Linked DNA regions of Homo sapiens: region 2 is linked to region 1. A link is a contact called in ENCODE Hi-C or POLR2A ChIA-PET data. All regions are on one chromosome and are shown on one strand. The core of a region is the stretch at or near the end of the contact, and the rest is flanking DNA. Distances in the headings are between cores, read along the strand shown. Region 1 holds the start of EPM2A-DT (EPM2A divergent transcript). Region 2 overlaps SYNE1 (spectrin repeat containing nuclear envelope protein 1).

The links. Hi-C counts contacts between places; a loop is a spot of excess contacts on that map. ChIA-PET counts read pairs that join two places held with the same protein, here RNA polymerase II (POLR2A). Pooled maps may share reads with other maps.
Region 2: a loop to region 1 is called in a map with no recorded cell type, with 16 times the contacts of the local background. The contact joins the enhancer-like site here to the promoter of EPM2A-DT in region 1. A Hi-C loop is called at or near these places in 2 of 37 single-sample maps with no recorded cell type and 1 of 50 pooled maps. POLR2A ChIA-PET finds 5 or more read pairs at or near these places in 1 of 52 experiments (activated CD4-positive, alpha-beta T cell).

Annotation. Positions count from the first base shown.
Region 1 is chr6:145,731,561-145,738,243 of GRCh38, reverse strand. EPM2A-DT (EPM2A divergent transcript) reads right to left here and starts at 3,375. Exons shown (of 3, transcript NR_038246.1): 1 at 3,324-3,375. It overlaps EPM2A (EPM2A glucan phosphatase, laforin), which reads left to right and starts at 2,724. Exons shown (of 4, transcript NM_005670.4): 1 at 2,724-3,046. The coding sequence starts at 2,746. RefSeq lists enhancers at 2,310-2,359, 2,380-2,429, 2,440-2,499 and a silencer at 2,660-3,249.
Region 2 is chr6:152,298,809-152,305,235 of GRCh38, reverse strand. SYNE1 (spectrin repeat containing nuclear envelope protein 1) reads left to right here. Exons shown (of 146, transcript NM_182961.4): 92 at 3,173-3,367; 93 at 4,455-4,595. Among named protein-coding and RNA genes, the nearest start is that of SYNE1-AS1, 79 kb to the left of the region's middle. RefSeq lists enhancers at 2,787-2,856, 3,007-3,406, 3,457-3,506. Within about 2 kb of position 3,100, at least 35 of the 41 ENCODE cell types and tissues checked have a DNase peak (open chromatin) inside an H3K27ac peak, as active enhancers do.

The DNA.
Region 1 (6,683 bases), core at 2,126-4,625:
TATTATCATAATTATGTTACTCTACTGGACTGATTCTTGCTCTAAATTTAGCTTGTCCCCATAGCATCAAGAATCTGACCTCAAATGGATTTCATAAATAATCCCTTTTAATAAATACCATGATTCTTCGAAATGTAAAAAGAAATCTCATATGGAGGACCCAACAAGGAAAAAGATCTAAAACTAACACAATTTAAAAACTGGTAAAATTCTTCACCTTGGCTTCTTAAATCTGTTTCTATTGCCAACACATAGGTATAAAAAGGCATACAAATTATAATTTCCAAGAACCTGCAGCCAAATCCTCTCCAAATGCTAAGATATATGTGTCTTTACAGAGTCATTGATCCGTTTAGACTGCCACTCATGATTCATCTGTTCTTTAATTCCTAAGGATGAAGTTAGTTACAAGAAATAATGATAGGAATTTATTTTTTTTAAATTAAGAGCTGACAGAGAATAACATTTAAATATGCTAGAATTTATATGCATTCTGAAACAGATTTTCCTTATCAGAATTTATATCTGTATCTATATCTATAAGCTGAATGCACCCCTTTTAGCCCCTGGCTCTGCCCCTTCCTTGCTGTGGGCTGTTCATTGGACCCTTTTGTGCTGAAGTATCCTCACATCTAAAAATGGGGGTAACAATTGTAGTTACCTTATAGGATTGGTGAGAGACTTAAATAAGATAATATGAGTACGAAAACCATGTGCCTGGCCCATAATATAGGCTCAATGGATATTATCATGGTTAATACTTATACATCCAAATGACTGACCGTCAAAATATGATCAAGGCCTTGATATATGTCCCTTAAGCCCTATTTTGGTCTTGTTCTCCTTTCCAGTTGCATTTTACTTACTACACAGTGCAGCTATCCAATTTATACCTTATTTAAATCCTTGCCATAAAATAAGCTATTACAAATTTTGTTTAGGGGCTTAAGAGGGTTACTTCTTCCAATGGTTAAAATTATTTCAACCTCTTTATGATGAAAGAAGAGTAAAGGAAACAATGTCCGTTGAGCAAAGATATTGTTTAATTTTTCCGCTACTGTTTCTTCTACAGAATGGGCAGAACTCACTCTGGAAGAGCTGGTGGGAATAATGCCATTTGGGAAGCACACAACATAGGCAGCACAGTGGAGCACAAGAAAGTCCGGAGCTGTTAGCTCCCAGGTCCTGAAGGAATGAGAACTTTCACCGGAGTCTGGATTCCACTGTAGACAAAATCCTCTCTGCATCGCCAAATGACTCTTATTTTCCTAAACTTACTCTAAGAATATCTTTTAACAGCAATTTGAATAAACCGACTCACATGCCACTGTGATTTAATGTGTGATTTGCTGCCGAATCAGCTGTGTTTGGCCAGCCCTTCTGTCTTCACATTTTTCATAGTGTTTATCCTTAAGCTTAGCAACCAACCAAACTTCGAGTGGAATATCAACATTCAAGAGTAAAATGTATTATTAGTTTTCTAATTGTTCCACAAGAGATTGAGTTTGTGTAGTTTACATTTTTGCACTTTCTGTTTTACTTATATCCTCAACGCATGAAATTTTGGCCTGTTCCCCTTTACTATTCACAAACTTCCAAACACTGGTAAAAATGCCTTTGTGTGTCTTTAATTCACGTAACAGATTTGTGTTATGTTAAATGTTAGTGAATATATAAACCTAAGAATACAAGGATAATTTTGTTAAAGAATCAAAAAGTATCAGGACATTCGTTTGTCTTATGGCAGAGACAAATTGAAGTTCCCCACCAAGATATACGTATTTTGGATTTGGGCCAGACAGCTAAAAAACCTGTTTCAACTTAAAACCCAAAAAGGTTTTAAGTTGAAAAAATAATGCTGACTTTTGCTGAAAGTAAATTTTAAACAAAGGTTTTTTTTTTTAATTTACTCCATTAAAAATGCATACATTTGGACAGAGCGAGACTCTGTCTCAAAAAAAAAAAAAAAAGCATACATTTGTAGTCACAGAATTAGTTTTTGTTTTGACCTTGAAAAGGACTTGAAAGTATTTACTCCAAACTTACTTTACACATACTAAAAATATAGTTTTTGAAAAAAGAAAGTTGATGTGGCTTTTCAGACAAGGGAATGGTAGGTAATGTTTTGCATCAGCTCCGGGTCTTGGGTGATCTCCACCAATCAGAGATCCTTCAGAGCTCGTAGGGTCTAGAAAGATCATTATTTTACACCCTCATTTTACAGACAAAGAACCTGAGACCTGCTAGAGTAAGTGACTTGGTTAAGATAGGGAGCGCTCCAGAGACCAGGTCCAAGATCTTCCCCCGTTTCACAATTAGAAGGCGGCTGTCTAGAGGTCATTCCCTTCCTTATGATCCTCATAAAGTTAATTTCCAGTCTCTTGGAGAGAGAACTGGACGATCGCCTGGCTTAGAAGTTTTCCTCCCTCCCCGAACCCCGTTTTCTCTTCCATTTCTTCCGGTCGCGTGTCCCCAGCGCCCACAGGTGGAAATCAACCGCCCGCGGGGTTGCGGGGCACAAAGAGGCAGCTAGCGGCTCCGCTGACCCCTTCCCGCCGGCCTGGACGAAGTCTGGGCTCGGGAGCCGCGTGATGCATCCCAAAGAAGGCGCAGAACAGCACGTGTTCTCCCCGGTGCCCGGGGCTCCCACACCACCGCCCAATCGCTGCGGCCGCCTAGTGCTCGGGCCGCGCCTGCCGGCCGCGGGGACTCCGGGCCCGGGTATTCGCGCCGCCGCCGCCCGCCATGCGCTTCCGCTTTGGGGTGGTGGTGCCACCCGCCGTGGCCGGCGCCCGGCCGGAGCTGCTGGTGGTGGGGTCGCGGCCCGAGCTGGGGCGTTGGGAGCCGCGCGGTGCCGTCCGCCTGAGGCCGGCCGGCACCGCGGCGGGCGACGGGGCCCTGGCCCTGCAGGAGCCGGGCCTGTGGCTCGGGGAGGTGGAGCTGGCGGCCGAGGAGGCGGCGCAGGACGGGGCGGAGCCGGGCCGCGTGGACACGTTCTGGTACAAGTTCCTGAAGCGGGAGCCGGGAGGAGAGCTCTCCTGGGAAGGTATTGCCAGCAGACGCCTGCCCCCGGCGCAGAGCGGGAGCTCCGGCCCGCACCCCCAACCGGGGCCTCGGCCTCGGGCAGGCCCCGCAGGCCCCGGCGGCGCGCGTCCCGGGCTTTTTGCCCGCGTCCCTGCGCACTCCCCGGGCGACCTGGGCTGACCCTGCTCTGCCGGCCACGCTGTCGCCGCCAGCCGCGCCTCCGGCTTCCTACTGATTCCCTAGACCCGTATAGCGCTCCCGGCCGCCTTCCCGCCCACTCTGTTGCCTGCCCCTCTGACCTGGTTTCCGCACATCCAGTCCTCAGCTTCTTTCCAACCGCGCCTGCGTCACGGGCCAGTGCCCTTCGTCTCCCGCCCGGGGCTCCCTTCGCCCTCCGAGTGCCCCTCGACCTCCGAGTCCCCCCCTTCGCGGGTCCCTTGGCTGCCCGGCCGCGCGCCGCTGATGGCTTCAACAGCCCAACTCCGCCTTGGTTGGGTTTTGTGTCCTCATTTTCCTGCTCTAATTCACTAAAAAAAACCCAAAACGATCCAACCAACGAAACTAGCGTTTTCGCTAATCCTAGACAGCAATGTGCTACTTAGATTTTTTTCATAGATATTGAGAATGAACTAATGGAAAAACGTTGAATATTTCCCTTTTTGGATTTTTTTTTCTTTTTTAATCCCAGATATATGACAATTGAGACATGACCTGATTTCTTAAAATACTAAAACAATACATGCTGGTTGTAAAATAATAATAAAGAAATGTACATAGTGAAAACTTACAGTGTTTCCTCCACACATCTTAAGCACACTGCTTGTACACATTTATGTATGTGATATATGCATATACTTTTTTTTTTTACAAAAATTGTATAGTAATTCTGAATTTTTGCTTTTCTTGCCTAACAATATGTTAGGGACATCTTTCACTGTCACTACACGTAGATATGTATTTTACATGTAGATGTATATTTTAAATGGCAACAAATTATTCTGCATCTACCAATGTGCATTTAGGTTCTTTTCAGTTTTCCTCTGTCGTAAACAGTAGTGGCTTAATTGAAATTCCTTTTACAGATATCTTTGAACATTCGGGAGTGTTTCTGCAGAGTGGATTCAAAGAAGTGAAATTATTAGGTCAAAATGCAGTCATTTTTTTTAACACTTCATTAAAGACTGCTAAATTATGCCCTAAAAGGGTGATTATCTAATGTCGGCTCCCGCCAACAGTGTCTGAATTGAGACAGCTCCTTTCTTTAAAGGAAATGTGCAAGGTTGTAGACTGGAGTGGGTGTGACTCAATAGTTGAAGTCAATGAAATGAATGTCTCTTTAGAAGTTTATATGAAAAAAAAAATGGGCCATTTAGCCTGTAATGATGTAGAAACAAAGAATCAGTAAAGAAGATTAGAGTGGAATGTGTTTATATATTATCCTTGTTCTCCTTCTCTACCTCACTGGGCTTATGGTCTGGTAGCATTTATTGGTCTGTTATTTTACCATGACAGAATTGAAAGATACCCTCTTCAGTTTATCCTTTCTTTACAGAGTATTACTATTTTTCATAGTATTGTAGAATTATTTTTTAAAATAATATCTGATAATTGTAATAAAAATGGAAATGGTGTGAAACAAAGATCTTCCCTTTCCCTAGTTATTTAGCTTTTCTGATAGTCCTCCCTATGCCGTTAATAGTTTGCTTATGTTGCTATTTCTTAAGGTACCACAAACTTTTGTTTTTAATTTTTCTAATAGTTACCATATAAGTTATATATAATTTTAAAAGTTAAAATTAGGCAATAGATATTGACACCTACTGGATGCTCATAAAATTAACCATCACACTTGTTATGAAATATGAGGAATTTAGCTCAAGTTCACTCTCTGTCTTCCCTGCTGATTTTTTTTTACTATTATTTTCAGTTTTTTTGATAAATATTTTTCTTTACTATCCAAGCAGGAATTATTTTCAGTTTTGTATTAAAAATTGACTGTTGACTTTCTAGGAAGTTACTCCTATAAGAGAGGATAAGAAAAATATTACAATTTCTTCCTGTCTCACTTTGGTTTATTATGACTTTTACATTATCAAGTTTTATATAATTTATATTCTATTTTCTAATTGTTACAGTGCCTTCTTGTTTAAGGTAAATAGACTGATTCTAAACATCGTAAATTAACAGAGAGCTTTATGAGAAGCAGGGTAGCCAAGTGTTTAAGAGCAAGGATTCTGGAGCCAGATTGCCTGGGCTCACCAACCAGTGTGGGATTTGAGGCGTGTCACCTCAGCTCACAATGAAAGGACCAAGCTGCCTAATAAATGAACTGTATTTTGTAGAATAGGATATATATTAAGAACTTACAAGAGGACATATGGTAAATGTTAAATAAGGGCTAGTTATTATTTTTTACTATGATTATTGGGAAACCACGTTGTGCAATTAGACTCGTAAACAAGGAAATAAAATTTTGTGACATGAAAACTGTACCACTGCAAGGAAAAATTCTCTTTTCTTCACTATAAATCATGTTCAGATTTTACTTAAAATGGTACTAGAATTTGTTTTACTTCATATTTGGACTGTAATGTTCTTCTACAACTTATTTAAAAATTTGTTATTAATTTTTTTAACAGAAGAGTTAAACCAGTTCTCACAATGTCCTAGCTTAATTGCACTACTTGATGAATGCATATTGCTTATTTCTTGGAAATAGAATTTTTTCCTTGAAGAATTAGGATTCCTGTTCTAATTTTCACTTTTCACTAATATATGGCTTTCTGATATATATATATATATATATATGTGTGTGTGTGTTTCTGATATATGTATCAGTTTTATATAAAATATTGACCGTTGACTTTCTGTTACATAGAAAGTTCATTCTCATAATCCTATTATGCAGGAAGTTACCCCTATATGAGAGGATAAGAAAAATAGCTTACTTACACATTCCTCTCCCTTCCTTACTTTGGCGCGCACACACACACACACACACACACACACACACACACAAGTCTTAGCTGTAAACCTGAGACTTTAAAGAAAACAATCGAACTCCTATGTTAGTTGCACTGTTTTAAATGGTATATCTTCCTCTTTCTTAAAAACCTTAATCATTTCTTTGGAAAATTTTCAAGAAATGGTAAAATCAGAGAGAAAATATCTGAGCCCTCAAATTCCTAAAATGTCTTTATTTGGCTTTCCCACTTGATTGATCATTTGGTACAGTATTCTGGTCTTAAAATAATTTTTCCTTTGAAGACTTTGCCTCAGTAATTTCTAGCTGATAATTATCAGCTGTGGCTGATAATTCTAATGTGAAACTAAGCCCATTCCTGTTAGCAGTCTGTTTTATCACTTGGCACTTGGTTGGCTCTTTAAATTCCAGGAATTGTTTCCTTCAACTCAGGGAAATTTTCTATGATTTCTTTCTCTTTTTTTTGTTGTTCATTAAAAAAATTTCTTCTAAAAAATGACATATATGTGCAGAATGTGCAGTTTTGTTACATAAGTATTATACATGTGCCATGGTGGTTTGCTGCACGTATTGACTCATCCTCTAAGTTCCCTCCCCTCAACCCCCACCCACCAACAGGCCTTGGTGTGTGATGTTCCCCTCTCTGTGTCCATGTGTTCTCTATGTTCAACTCCCA
Region 2 (6,427 bases), core at 1,851-4,350, 6.6 Mb before region 1:
AAAAATCATCCTGCCACTTTTAAATCATAGGAGAGGATACTCACACCTCTTTTCTTTCCGCCTGATGCGGAAAGCCTGCTCATGAATACCAGAGACTGGCCACAGAGGGCTGCTTGTCTTCTAGCGGCCACTCTACCTGAAATTCCTACCTTTATAAACATTTTCAGAAATTTTATAAAGAGAATGGGTAACATTAAACCAAGTGTTCCATTTTATTTTAGTGGATTTGACCACAGCTTGAATAACCAACCCTCAAAGGTAATGAGATTACAAGAGGTTTACACTTACAGAAGCAAGTCGTAGAGTACTATTTCTCAGTGGAAGTCACGTGCATTGGAGTCACATGGGCTAATTATGAAGTGCAGACTGTCATACACCTGGTAAATCAGAACCTTTGGAAGTGGTGACCAGAGTTGCATTTTTTAAAGAAACAATCCAAATGAGTTTTGTACACAATAAGGTTGAGAATTGCAGCTTAAGAAATGGTCACTTGCTGTCAGTGTGGGCACATCTTTGCAGGATACTGTAGCAGGGAGCTGTGCCCAGCCATGTGATTACAAAGGGTGGAAGGCCTAATACTAACTCTGTCTACTTCATAAAGATTCCTCAAATTGCCGGGCATGGTGGCTCACGCCTGTAATCTCAGCACTTTGGGAGGCCAAGGCAGGCAAATCACTTGAGATCAGGAGTTCGAGACCAGCTTGGCCAACATGTCCCTACTAAAAATACAAAAATTAGCTGGGCATGGTGGCGCGTGCCTATAATTCCAGCTACTTGGGAGGCTGAGGCAAGAGAATGGCTTGAACCCCGGAGATGGAGGTTGCAGTGAGCCGAGATTGCGCCACTGCACTCCAGCCTGGGTGACAGAGCGAGACTCCATCTCAAAAATAAAATAAAATAAAATAATAAAAAAGATTCCTTCAATTTTTGTATAATGGCAAACCATTGTGCGAAAGCTTGGTGACTTGAAATTCAAGGAGTCCAGTAATCTGCTAGAGCTCTTTTCTAGTATTAACTAGTTGCAGTAAATGTCATTTATTGAGTACCCACGTGCTAGCCACTAGACAAGATATAGTAAATAGCTATTCAATCACTGTTTTTAAAAATCCTATTAGGTTTAATTAACTGCATCCCCAGAGGTAAAGAAGCAATGATGTCTACTTTTTAAATCCTTGTTTTAAAAATTCCTATACTATTAGGAGTCAAGAAGACTGACTGCCTGCTGGCTGAGTTCTGCTGGACTGTTTTTTGCTCCACTCGGCTTCAGTTGGGCAGGAAGAAACAAACAAAACAACAATAATAACAAAATGTGTGTGTGTGTGTGTGTGTGTGCATGTGCACACGTGTTTTGCATACAGTCAGCCCTCCATATCCATAAGTTCTGCATCCATGAATTCAACCAATCATGGATGGAAAATATTTGAGGAGCAAAAAGGATGGTTGCATCTCTGCATGTTGATCTTCTTTTCTTGTCATTATTCCCTAAATTGTACAGTATAACACCTATTTATAATGCATAGCATCTACATTGTATTAGGTATTATTAGTAATCTAGAGATGATTTAAAGTATTTGGGAAGATGTGCATAGGTTATATGCAAATACTATGCCATTTTACATCAGAAACTGGAATATCTGTGAATTTTGTATCTAAGAGGGTTCCTAGAACCAACGCCCCTCAGTTACTGAGGGATGACTATGTGTACATATGTGTGTGTGCATGTGTATATGTGTGTGTATATATATGAATGTATGTGTATGTATGTACACAATTATTTTAAAGACATTACAATTTAATATTTTTGTCACAAAATGTGTTCTTTTTTTTTTTTTTGAGACAGAGTCTCACTCTGTTGCCCAGGCTGGAGTACAGTGGCACAATCTTGGCTCACTGCAACCTCCATCTCCCGGGTTCAAGCAATTTCTGGCTAATTTTTGTATTTTTAGTAGAGACAGGGTTTCACCATGTTGGCCAGGCTGGTCTTGAACTCCTGATCTCAAGTGATCCCCTCGTCTCAGCCTCACAAAGTGCTAGGATTACAGGCATGAGCCACTGCACCCGGCCCACAAAATGTGTTCTATGTGCACAATAAATGACAGCCTCTGAAACAAAGAAGCCAAAAAAAAAAAAAAAAAAAGAATAATAGTTTTGTACTTTTAGGAATCATGTTTTGAAATATGTATTTTCGTTTTTTAAAGATGCAATAAAGTATAATTTTAATATTTGATACTTAAAATATTTAAGCAAGAAAGTAAAACTTTAATATTTTAGAATTACCATACTCCTAAAATGAATCTATAGTTACCTTTTTAAGGGTTATGTGCTATCCAGATTATATTTCCAATAAGCTCTTAATAAAATATTTAAAACCTCTATCTCTCATAATATATTTTTTCATTCTTGTCTGCTCAAAAACAAAAACAAAAAAACAATTATTTTTTCAAAAGCAAGTGAAATTAAAAGACACTAAATCCGAATTGCATTTCAAGTTTAAAGTTCTAGTTAAAGCCTCAGCAACATTTGAGACATGATGAAGTGAGCAAGAAAAAATTTGATGAATATACAAAATTTTTTTGGGGGGTCAATCTGCATTAAAAATTGGGATTTCCATATGCAATATCTAGCCTATCTAAAAAAAATTCTTAGAGACATAGGAACAGACAGGCTATTGAGTATGTGACCCTATGTAAAATAAATGACTGTCATCTCTGTTGAATGTACTCAGTAGGGTAAGAGCTGAGCCTTGCATTTTTTTTGGTGTGGTTTTAGCCATCACATGACCTAATTTCCATGGCAGGAACCATCTGGTAAATTTCAGATGCTTTCTGCTTTTAAAGAGAGTTGTCAGTTCCTAATGTTGCGGAAGTTCATGATTCCATATGGGGCCTCTCGCGATTAGAAACCACTCATTCGGCCTCATCCCCTCATTTCTCCTTTTGTACCGACGCGGGGACGCGGGCTCGGGCACTTTGGCTGTGCCTGCGCCGCGCCGCGCAGCCTGCGGTCTGGCTCGGTAGCGAGATGCAGGAGGACTCGCCGCCTACACATCCTGCCTCCCGGGCCCGCGCGGCTCTGCGCGCTCATTGGCTCGCCCTGCAGGAAGATGAACGCTACTACTTCTGTTTCCTTTTGATGCTGCTCTGACACCCCGGTGGGGGAAATGTTTCCTCAGGAGCTGGCGCAGAAAATTAAGGGCTACCAGGAGCAGATCGCTTCTTTGAATTCCAAGTGCAAGATGCTGACGATGAAAGCCAAGCACGCCACCATGCTGCTGACGGTGACCGAGGTCGAGGGGCTGGCGGAAGGGACAGAGGACCTGGATGGGGAGCTCCTCCCCACGCCTTCGGCCCACCCCTCTGTGGTCATGGTAAGGATCCAGTGGGTCCCCGCGGCTTTGCTCTTTGACTGGAGCCTGGCGAGTGGCTCCATGTTCCCTCTCCGTGGCTGATTTCAGGGACCAGCCTTCGATCTTGCAGATTCAGAGGGAGGAACAGATTCCTTAAGTCTCTTTGACTACCGTTGGGCCGGGCCAATCTTTGACACTGTAAACAATGACAGTTAAAATGAAACTATGTGCTCGAGACAGCTGAATTACTTAACATGTCAGAGGTCTACCCTGTATTTGTTTATAATTTCGCAATAATACTGAGAGGCTCTGAGCTTTAAACAATAATTTACTTGCACAGTGTTTTAGTTGTCTGGGGGATGGGAAATTCATGGCATATATATTTAGTTGTGGTCTCCACGCTAACTAGCTAACTACATATGTGCATGTACTCTACTGTATAAATGTGTAATACAATTTAGAAGAACAGCTATTGTTAGAAAAATATGAAAACAGACCGTCTAAAGCTTGGCTTTGGATTAAAATAAATCAACTTTGTTATTTTCTATTCTGCACCACTATTTTCCTATACACTTGCCATCTAAAATGCATTGAGTATTTTGGTGACTATAATGTTTCCCAGTGCTGTGTGTTTTCCCTTATATGTGCTGTGCCTCAGGTAATGAGTAACCATACCTGAGCCCATTTGGCAATAACAGTACTTTGGGTGCATTTATCTTCCTACCATATTTGAAACTTGAGATGTCCACAAAAGACCAAGCTTTATTTCACAGACCTTTTCTCATTTGTATGATTCGTGATTTTTCCAGTTATTTATAAAGCCACAAACTCTCCAAAGAAAGGAAAATAATGAAGTATTTAATCAACAACAAAACTTCAATGTCATATGCACCCCCATCCCTGATTGTTTTACAAATGATTACTAGCATCATATTCTCTTGAAGACAGAACTTTTAAATACTAACACAGGATTAATATGTGAATTCGGGTCCCAGTAATTTTAACCTTCGTTTTATAATTAACTCTGTTTTGGCCTGTGCCTGAACAGGACTTATGTTAACATAGCTAATTGATTTTCATGTCCTTTGGGCTACATTTTACGTGGCAGATGACTGCAGGTCGCTGTCACACTTTGCTGTCACCGGTCACTGAGGAGTCTGGGGAGGAGGGAACCAACAGTGAGATTTCCTCTCCACCTGCCTGTCGCTCCCCTTCACCTGTGGCTAATACAGATGCTTCTGTTAACCAGGTACCTCCCAGTTGGCATTCCTCTAGCAATAATCTCTGGGCAGATGCAGGACTCCATTCTCTGTTTCCATTAGATCGTGGGTATGAATCTCAGACTTTGTTGCATTTGGTTCCAGGGACACACTATTAGGTGTTATAGTTGCACAAACTATGATTGTCATGTGTCTCAGTATGTCATCTCCTCTCCTGGGCTACAGAAAGTGGGATGAACAAAAATTAGGTCATGGGAATGATAGCCCAGAAGGCTCTGTTTTAAGACATTATGGCCTTAGTTTCCAGCAATCATCTGGAATGGGGTTCTGCATCCAACAGAAAATAAAAGATGTGTGTCACCATTGTAAAATAACGTGATTCGATGGCTTTATAACATGCATTGAAAATAGTGCTGGCATTTACCAGCTCAGATTTTGAAGACAGGAAACTTCCATTTATTATGTCAGACTTCTTCTTTATTTGCAACTTGTGTACCAATGTAAGGAATGTCTGCCATATTTATACTAGAATGCCTACTAGATTTGAGTGTTTAACTTATCTTTCAATAATCTTAAATTTTATTTTCTATAAAATGGGGAAAATAAAATAACCATTTAGTTATAAGAAGCCTTTTACCATGTATTAAATGTAGATAATACTAAATTAAATGTCAAAAAGCTTTTATGTCAAATGTTAGATAGAAATCAAAAATATGCCTTTATAGTAACCAAAGACTTTTAATGCATGTTAAGTAATACTTTATTTTTTAGTGAAGACAACTAAAAAATGTAAACTATTCTATGAAATTACATTTTTTCAAAGAAGTTGATATGTATTATTAAGGGAGAAGCATTAAACAGAGCAAATGTTTTATAACCTGTATTATAATTCAATTATATTACTTTTATTTTAAAGCAGAAGCATTCAGACTGTCATAGGATTTCTGTGATAAAGAGAATCCCCCCTCATTAAAAAAAAAAAGGAACATCAAGGTGATGAAACCTTTAGTTAATACACTTACACTGTTCTCTTGGTAAAAATCAGGATAGCTCTAGGGAAATTATCAACTCATCCATTTGTCAAGTACATTCTGACACCTGCTCAGCGTGAAACCTTGTGTTGGTTCCTGAGGATGCAGCTGAGAAGGAGTCAGCATGGCCCTACCTGCAAGGCCCTGACAGTCTAGAGAGAAAGGCAGACATGGGACAGATAATAACAATGTGATCAGAGGAAACTAAAAACAGCAACATAAAAGGAGAAGTTCAGGGAGCCGTGGGGAATTTGGGAAAGTGTTTTTCAAATTCTCATTTTAAAATATGTATTACTCATTCTTTGATGATTTGTCCTTCCCTATGGTTACAGATGTTATTACAGAAATTAAGCTATAGTCGGCTGATTATTATATAGAAAAAATTGTTCTATTTAATATGGTTTAGGTTCTCAAATTTTTCAAACTGAATAATAAATACTTATTTGAGACTTTGTGGAAAAAATATACCTTTTCTAAAACTGTAAATCTCCATGCTACTTCTTGTAAAGTGTCAAAGGATACATGAAAGTGCCCTAAAAATGATGAAACATGCAAATATTTCTATTATTATTTCTTGACATTAACCACAAAGCTTCATCAGGTCCTAAAACTCAGTGAGATTAGGCTTTGTTTTAATTCTTCCCCTCTCCCCTAGTCACAGGAAAACATCAATTAAATTGCATTGTTAATCTAAAATACTTACATGTGATGCTGCAAAGTAGGGGAAAATGCCTTTACTTAGATTAAGACACACAGCTTTACTCTGAGGGAGCTGTTAAAAAGGAAATGTATTATGCTTGGTGTTCATCAAACAAATCAACCCCATCATT